Linked DNA regions of Mus musculus: regions 2 and 3 are each linked to region 1. A link is a loop called in an ENCODE intact Hi-C map of the cell type or tissue named here. Cell type or tissue: heart. All regions are shown on one strand.

Region 1 (2,500 bases):
TCTGAAGGATCTGAAGCCCTCTTGTGCCTTCTGCAGGCATCTGCACACACACATACCCTCAAGCACACACGCATAGCCTTTAAAAATAAAAACCGGGCTGGAGAGATGGCTCAGTGGTTAAGAGCACCGAATACTCTTTCAGAGGTCCTGAGTTCAATTCCCAGCAATCACATGGTGGCTCACAACCATCTGTCACGGGATCCAATGCCCTCTTCCTGTGTGTCTGAAGAGAGCAATGGTGGTGTACTCTTGTATAAAATAAATAAATTAATCTTAAAGAAATAATAAAAACGTAGGTGAATTTGCAAACTTTGGGTAGTTTATTAGGGAACAGATGAAATCAGCAGCAGGCAAAAAGCAAGGGCTTCTTTGCCCTAATTTATCCTTTCTGGACTGCTGCCTTCTTCATAAATTAATTTGGCCAGAGTACTTAAACCGTAGGTGGAAATTTACAGCTTTACAATGACCATTCTCCGGCCTCTTAATTTTGTTGATAAGGAGACTAAGCTTTGTCACGACACATAATTTCGTAAACATCCTATATAATTAATATATAGAATTATTGTGGCAGAATCTTGTGGTCGGAAATGAGGGGTTGAAGTCCTAAAACTTAAGTAGTTTGTGTGTGTGTTGTGTGTGTGTGTGTGTGTTGTTTTTTTTTTTTTCCTTTGAAAAAAAAAGGGCCTCACTTTTTTGCCAATGCTGCCTCGGCCTCTCTAGGAGTTCCGGGAATTACAAGCGTGAGCCATCAAACGACTAAGCTCTCAAATTGTGTTAAACAACAACGAAGAAGATATGTTTATAAAAACTCAAACAGGGAAAAAGGTAGACAGAATTATTTAAGTAAACAGCTGATGAGGGCGGAACAGAGATTTCAGAGGCCACTTCCGGTGTTGGAGTGGTTTCCGGAATCAACACAGAAACAGCCAATCAGAATCTTCTCGCGGGAGCCAATAGTCGAGCAGATTACAAACAGCCAATCCCGGCGGCGCTGTCACTGTTATGGTCCTGTCAGGGCCCCGGCGTCGTGGTGCTTGGGTGCTCGCCACCGGCTGGCCTCGGGTGCGACCTGGTCGGCAGCCAGAGGCTGCGCTTAGCTCGCGCGTCCCCTCCCTCGGCCGAGCCCGCGCCTCCTGGCTCGCAGGCCGCCCCTTAGCAGGTCGTCCCGGAGCCCCGGGCCCAGCCGCTCGTCAGCACCGAGGCCGGCGGGATGCAGCCTCCGGGCCCGCCCCCGGCCTATGCGCCTGCCAACGGGGACTTCACCTTTGTGTCTTCGGCGGACGCGGAAGGTGAGGCCGAGGCTGACCTCCGGGGCTCCGGGGCGGGGGGTTGGCAGAGCTGGGGGACTCCGCCCCTGTGCTCCCTGGGCCTTCCCGGAGGCCTCTGGGGACGAGGCAGGGTGCGGGGCGCCGGCGCTGCGGGCTGGGGTCCCCGGGTGTCCTGGTTCACCAGGGAACCCGCCGATCTGGTGGAAGGAGTTCTTTCTGAACTCCGCTCCGCAGTTACTCAAAAGAGTGAGGGATCTAAGGGAGAACAAAGTGGGGCTGTGTGGCTCTGCTATTAATAGGAAAACCTTCCCGACTGAGGTGACTTTTGGCAGGTTATGGAAAACTTACTTGAAAGGAGACGTGCTTTTATTTATTTATTTTTAATTGAACTTGATTTCTTGCCCAGATCCCTGGGTCCACACAGTTTGTAGTGTTTGGTCCCAGTGTTCAAAAAACTGTATTCAGGAGCATTTGAAACTTGAGGAATTCAACTTAGTGTTCCCAACAGTGTCTATAGACTTGGCTTGTACTGTTTGGAGCAAGCGACTGTGCTTGCTTAAAACAAAACAAACAACAACAAAAACAGGGAGAAAAAAAAAAAACAAAAAACGTTTCTACTGTGGGAAATTTCCCCCACCCCTCATTAGTTCAACTCCTTGTAACCTGGTTTTGGATTTTGCTTTTATTTAATCTTATTTACTTACCAGGGACCAGATTTTTGACTGCCCAATATGAAAAAACAAGTTGATTTCGATATAGACATGGAAATACCTGGTGATGAACCCCTTCGACCCCAGCACTTGAAAAGCAGAGGCAGAGAGATACCTGAATTAAAGGCCAGCTTAGACTACACAGTTATCAAGTTCTCTGCCTGCCGGGGTTACATACTGAAACCCTGTCTCAACAAAGTAGAAAAGAAATTTCAGTTTAAAGATGAACGTGAGTTTTCTCAGAAATCTGATTTCTTTCTTTCTTTTTTTTTTTTTTTGTCTTTTCGAGACAGGGTTTCTCTGTGTAGCCCTGGCTGTCCTGGAACTCACTTTGTAGACCAGGCTGGCCTCGAACTCAGAGATCCACCTGCCTCTGCCTCCCGAGTGCTGGGATCAAAGGCGTGCGCCACCATGCCCGGCTAGAAATCTGATTTCTATAAATATGATTTGTTTCTTTCTTAGTTTTTTTTTTTAACTCTTTCTTTGGTTTTTGTATTTTTTTTTTCATTTTTTAAAAATGAG
Region 2 (2,500 bases), 110 kb after region 1:
TGTGTGTGTGTGTGTGTGTGTGTGTGTGTGTGTGTGTGTGTGTATTCATGTGTGTATTCTCATGACATTTTCATTTAATGAATTTAGGACTTAGGCAGTTGGTATCTTTAGAACTTTGTAGGTATTTGTATTGTGCAGCTTAGGGAGGAACTTTTAATTTAGTTGCCAACAAGTTATATCTTCAAGCAAATATTTTATTACTGTTTGTAGAGAAGACAAAATATAAAATCATTGAATTTAATTTTCTCTTCTTGACAAGTATTTTATAGCATCTATGGTGAAATCTTAGTAGCTCCCTGTTTAGCAAAAGATTTGAGAGTTTTAGGCACAAAAATTATTGATATTGAGCAAAATTAAGTTTACTAATATTTTTATCCTCTAGAAACAGCAGTAGATAGGCAGATCACCTTTCCTTTGTCTCCAGCTCTTAACATTGAAGTGGAACATAATGGGAACCCGTCCCTGGTTGATTTGAATGAAGAAATGCACCACATGGATGTAGAGGAGTCACAGTGTGAGTTCAACCACAGAGCTGTTGTCCCTGGCAGTAAAGGAGTAGTGATTGTAATGCATCCTGTGGGGAAAGACTTCCTTGTGGCAAATAACTTATAATTCTGCTTTTGCAATGTGCTGTAACTTCCATCTCACCTTTGTGAATATAGCTGCACTAATACTTGTGATTTAGTCCTTAATGCCTTGCAATTTGAAATCAATTCATGATTCTATAGCTCCTCTTTTCAAAGTCAAGGTGAAATATAAAATGAGAGTGGAAAAAAACACGTAACAGATAACTGATTATACTAATGAGTTGTTGGAACACATTTTATGAATTGTATTTTATGCGGTGGTATCATATGGAAATGGGATGGATATATCTTTATTGGATTTCTGATAATACTCTGAAAGAAAAATACATATTTTTCTTTTTAGGTCTTAGGTTATGTCCATTCTTAGAGGATCATAAAGAAGACATTCTGTGTGGCCCAGTATGGCTTGCTAGTGGTCTGGACCTATCAGGTCATGCTGGGATGTTGACGTTGACAAGCCCCAAACTTGTTAAAGGTAAAGTGAGATGTTTTGTAAAAGTAGAGTAAATAATGCCAGCATAATACAGAAGACACTTTTGAAAACTGATCCCAAAATGCTGTTTTGTTTGGAACTTTGACTAGGACTTCCAGCGTCTTCCTATGTGTGAGGGTATCGCCTATCATGAGTGTGTGTGTGTGTGAACTGACTCTAGGTTTTCAGGTCTTCGTACGTCTTAGAGTTAGGGTGTGGCGTCATCACAGTTGGGTGTTTGAGGAAAGTGCATGCTTTATATAGGCTTCAGCATTCATTGGGTGGCTTTGAAACATACACCCCGTAGATAAAGGTAAGTTCTGTATATACAAGTTTCATTGTATTTCTTGACTGTATGGTATTTGTTAAAGATTTGAGATATGATGATGTATTTGGGTTCATTCTGGGAAGTAGTGGTATGAAAAACCAAATCTCTTACATTATTTAGACTATAACATAAGCTTGTAAGTGGGAAAATGTTTAGATAAAACATGGGGATGTGCCACACAGCAGGACTAGGAAACTCTTAGTGTTTTGCAGCATTTTTTTAAATCAAATTTCCCTCATGAGCTCACAATTATTTTTGAGACAGGATCTCTCCATAACCCTGACTATCCTGCTATTGATTATGTAAATCAAACTGGCCTGGAACTCAGAGAATCATCTGCCTCTATCTCCTTAGAGATAGGATCAGAGTTGTGTGCCACCACACCTGGTTCTCACGATCTCTAAGTGATGGAAGCAATGATTGCGGAATCTAATGGAAGAGTGAAAGTATGAATTGTGTCAAACAGCAGATTGAGATGGGGAGTCCTATCAAGTCCTAGTAGTCTAGGTGTATTAGTAAGAAGAGTGTAGCAGCCCTGGGACTACTTGGGTCAGAGAAAAACAAGTGACGTGTAGTCAAACCCTAGGGGCAGGCAGGGAAGTGGGAAGCTGCCGGTGGGTTTGCAGCTATTAAAATATGTAGCCCACTGCAGCAGTAGTCTGATGGTTTGTTCGTTAGGTCTATTTATTTGAGGATATTTTTGCAACATTTTACATTATAGATGGGATCTGTGATCTCAGTTTAGTGACTGTTGATTGCTTTCATCTTGAGAGATACAATTACAGGAGTTTTAGTTAACACCAAGGTGTAGGCACTACTATATATGAGAAGAAACCAAACCGGAAGAAGGAATTTTGTTGCATGCCTAAAAGCAGCATATTAATTACCCAAATCCTGGGTATATGAGTATGTGTGTATATCTCAAACCATTTTCTCTTCACTTCAAAGTTTTTCTTAACTGAGGTAAAAATATGTCTTTGATTTTTTTTTTTTTTTTAACTATAACCATTAAAATGCTTTATGTACGTATTCACACACTTCTATAAATGGGCAGACAGGAATGTTAGATAAGGCATAGTGAGGCAAAGAGACCTGTGTTCAGAGCACACATAC
Region 3 (2,500 bases), 120 kb after region 1:
ATACTTTGCTTTGTTAATACAAGGGGTATTCAATATTATTTTTTAATGGTATGAATTTATAGGTATAATTAGTAAATCTCTTGTTACTTTTACATGAAATTCTTTTGTCTGCCAGTTGGAGTTTTAAATTTTTAATTAGCATATTGAATAACAAAATGTTGACTTTAAATTTTTTCTTTTTTCTGTTGTCAGCTGTCTCTCATCTTTGAGCTATGGTTTCTTTGTTGTAGCCTAGGCAGCCCTGGAAACTCAGAACTCTGCCTCATGAGCACTGGGGTCAAAGGCCGCCCCGTCATTTCCCAGCTGGTCTCCAGCCTTTAAGAAATTTTTATTTTATTTTGTTTTATTTTATTTTATTTTATTTTTTATTTTATTTTATATGTATGACTGGTTTTCATACATGTGCATATATGTGCTACATGCATAACTGGTGCTTTTGGATGCCCAAGAGGATTGCAGATAATGTGACCCTGGAGTTATGACATTTTAAGAACCGCCACGTGGGTGTTGGGAATCAGCAACTATTGCTCTTAACCATCAAGCTATCTTTGCAGCTTCTGGTCTTCAGGTTTTGAAGTTGGACATTTTATTTTTTCTCATTTACTTGAAGTTGCATTTTATTTTTGAAGTTGGACATTTCTTATTTGACACACTGCTTTTATGATAACTTTATAAATCCTGATTTTGATGTGGTTTTTTTTTTTTTTTCTTTTTTTTTTTTCTCTTTTTTTGGTTTTTCAAGACAGGGTTTCTCTGTGTAGCCCTGGCTGTTCTGGAACTCACTCTGTAGACCAGGCTGGCCTCGAATTCAGAAATCTGCCTGCCTCTGCCTCTGCCTCCCAAGTGCTGGGATTAAAGGCGTGCACCACCATGCCCGGCTCAGTAATTTTTCAATAAATGCCTAGAGGGTAAAATATTGAATACATTTCTCATTTCTCAGATATGGACTGTACAGCTCCCCGTTTGATCCAGTTCTCTTTGACTTGGAGATGAGCGGCTCTTCTTGGAAAACTGTGTACAGTAGCAGCACTGCTGTCCAGTCAGATGAAATCGACTTATCAGACGTTCTTTCAGGTACTGACCTCTTTTACTAAGTAAGGAGCGAAGAGTTCTGTTGTTCATAGTCAGTTCAGTTTTCTCTTTGTCAAGTACTGAGTTTAAGTTCTCATTGTCAGGTACTGAGATTAAGTTCACAGTGTCATGTACAGAGTTTAAGTTTTCAATGTCAGGTAATGAGTTTAAGTTCTCATCTCTCTTTATTATATCTACTCACATTTTTGTCTTCAGAACACTAAAGTTTTTTGGTTTTTTTTTTTTAGACCTTAACCATATAATGCCTGTGAACTGTAGTGCTATGTAATATGTAAAGTGTAGCTTTTGTGTCTGGCTTTGAGTGAAATATTACAGCTCTTGCCATGTTTTGAGTTAATCAGTGCAGGCTGAGAAATTGTTTTGAGATTGTTTGAACCTTGAAGAAATAGCTCTGCACTTGGTGCTACTTTAGATTTTGTACCTGCCCAAACATTAGTCTTAAGACACTCCTCGCGAACTTGGAGTTCTTAGTTTTGATTATGGCTAGCCATGGTCAAAACAGACTGACATTTGTGTGGGCTGTCTGCTTTCTCCGGCAGCAAGGGCAAGACAACTTTTGTAGTTGGAACCTTTCCCAGCCCCAATCAATTTTGTGTTATGATTGAATAGAAGTAACTGGAGTGAGCTAGTCTGGGTCAGTCTTTTCCAAGAAAGCTAAACCCCTCTGCTCTTTCAGAAAGTGAGGGCTTAGCATCTTGGTGAGCTTCTCTCTCTACTGGGGCACCTATGACCAACATCTACAAGTAATGATTGGTTAAAGCCATTTTACTTCATATCTCAGTTTCTTTGCCTGTTCTCAAAAAGTAAACACACACACACACACACACACACACACACACACACAAACACACACACACACACACACACACACACTCTCACAATTCAGAAATCCAAAATCTGAAACATTTGTCCACCATGTTAGTGGCCAAAAGTTTCATAGTGTATTTCAGAAGTGTGGATCAAGAATCCTTTATAGTGACATATGCAAACATTAAAACAATAAAAGCAGTTTTCAATATTTAAAACAAGTTATGATTCAGTTTAATTTTGTTTTTTATTGTAATCATTCCAGTGTAATTTTACTGTTCAAAAGATTTTGTTCGTATATACTGTAAGTTTCATATTACTGTGAATTCCTACCAAATTGCTTTCATTCCTATAGACATTTGTATGAAGGAAGCTAGTTTCTCTGTTTATAGGTTTTCTTAATATGCCCTTTGTTGATGTAGTGTGAGTTTTGTGCATTTTATGCTAATTAAGGTTGGCTAAATAATCATGATTATTGCTTCTTCCTGCCTTTTACAAGTCACCTTCATGCATTGTGAGGTTTTCTTTGTGTCTAGGGAATGGAAGAGTCAGCAGTTGCACGGCTGCGGAGGGAAGCTTCACATCTCTCACGGGGCTTCTA

The links. Peaks named below come from ENCODE experiments on the same cell type or tissue, not always from the same donor. Only the 100,000 strongest peaks of a DNase experiment are listed, where the experiment ranks them.
Region 2: a loop joins it to region 1, with 2.0 times the contacts of the local background. A loop is called at or near these places in 4 of 42 quality-filtered maps.
Region 3: a loop joins it to region 1, with 2.2 times the contacts of the local background. A loop is called at or near these places in 5 of 42 quality-filtered maps.

Annotation. Positions count from the first base shown.
Region 1 is chr17:74,488,506-74,491,005 of GRCm38, forward strand. Yipf4 (Yip1 domain family, member 4) reads left to right here and starts at 988. Exons shown (of 6, transcript NM_026417.4): 1 at 988-1,289. The coding sequence starts at 1,211. In heart, no CTCF peak of the experiment used is centred here; a DNase peak (open chromatin) is centred at 986; H3K4me3 peaks cover 1,759 bases; H3K27ac peaks cover 1,349 bases.
Region 2 is chr17:74,593,940-74,596,439 of GRCm38, forward strand. It overlaps Birc6 (baculoviral IAP repeat-containing 6), which reads left to right. Exons shown (of 73, transcript NM_007566.3): 13 at 425-514; 14 at 931-1,062. Among named protein-coding and RNA genes, the nearest start is that of Birc6, 67 kb to the left of the region's middle. In heart, no CTCF peak of the experiment used is centred here; no DNase peak of the experiment used is centred here.
Region 3 is chr17:74,603,554-74,606,053 of GRCm38, forward strand. It overlaps Birc6 (baculoviral IAP repeat-containing 6), which reads left to right. Exons shown (of 73, transcript NM_007566.3): 21 at 941-1,074; 22 at 2,436-2,500. Among named protein-coding and RNA genes, the nearest start is that of Birc6, 77 kb to the left of the region's middle. In heart, no CTCF peak of the experiment used is centred here; no DNase peak of the experiment used is centred here.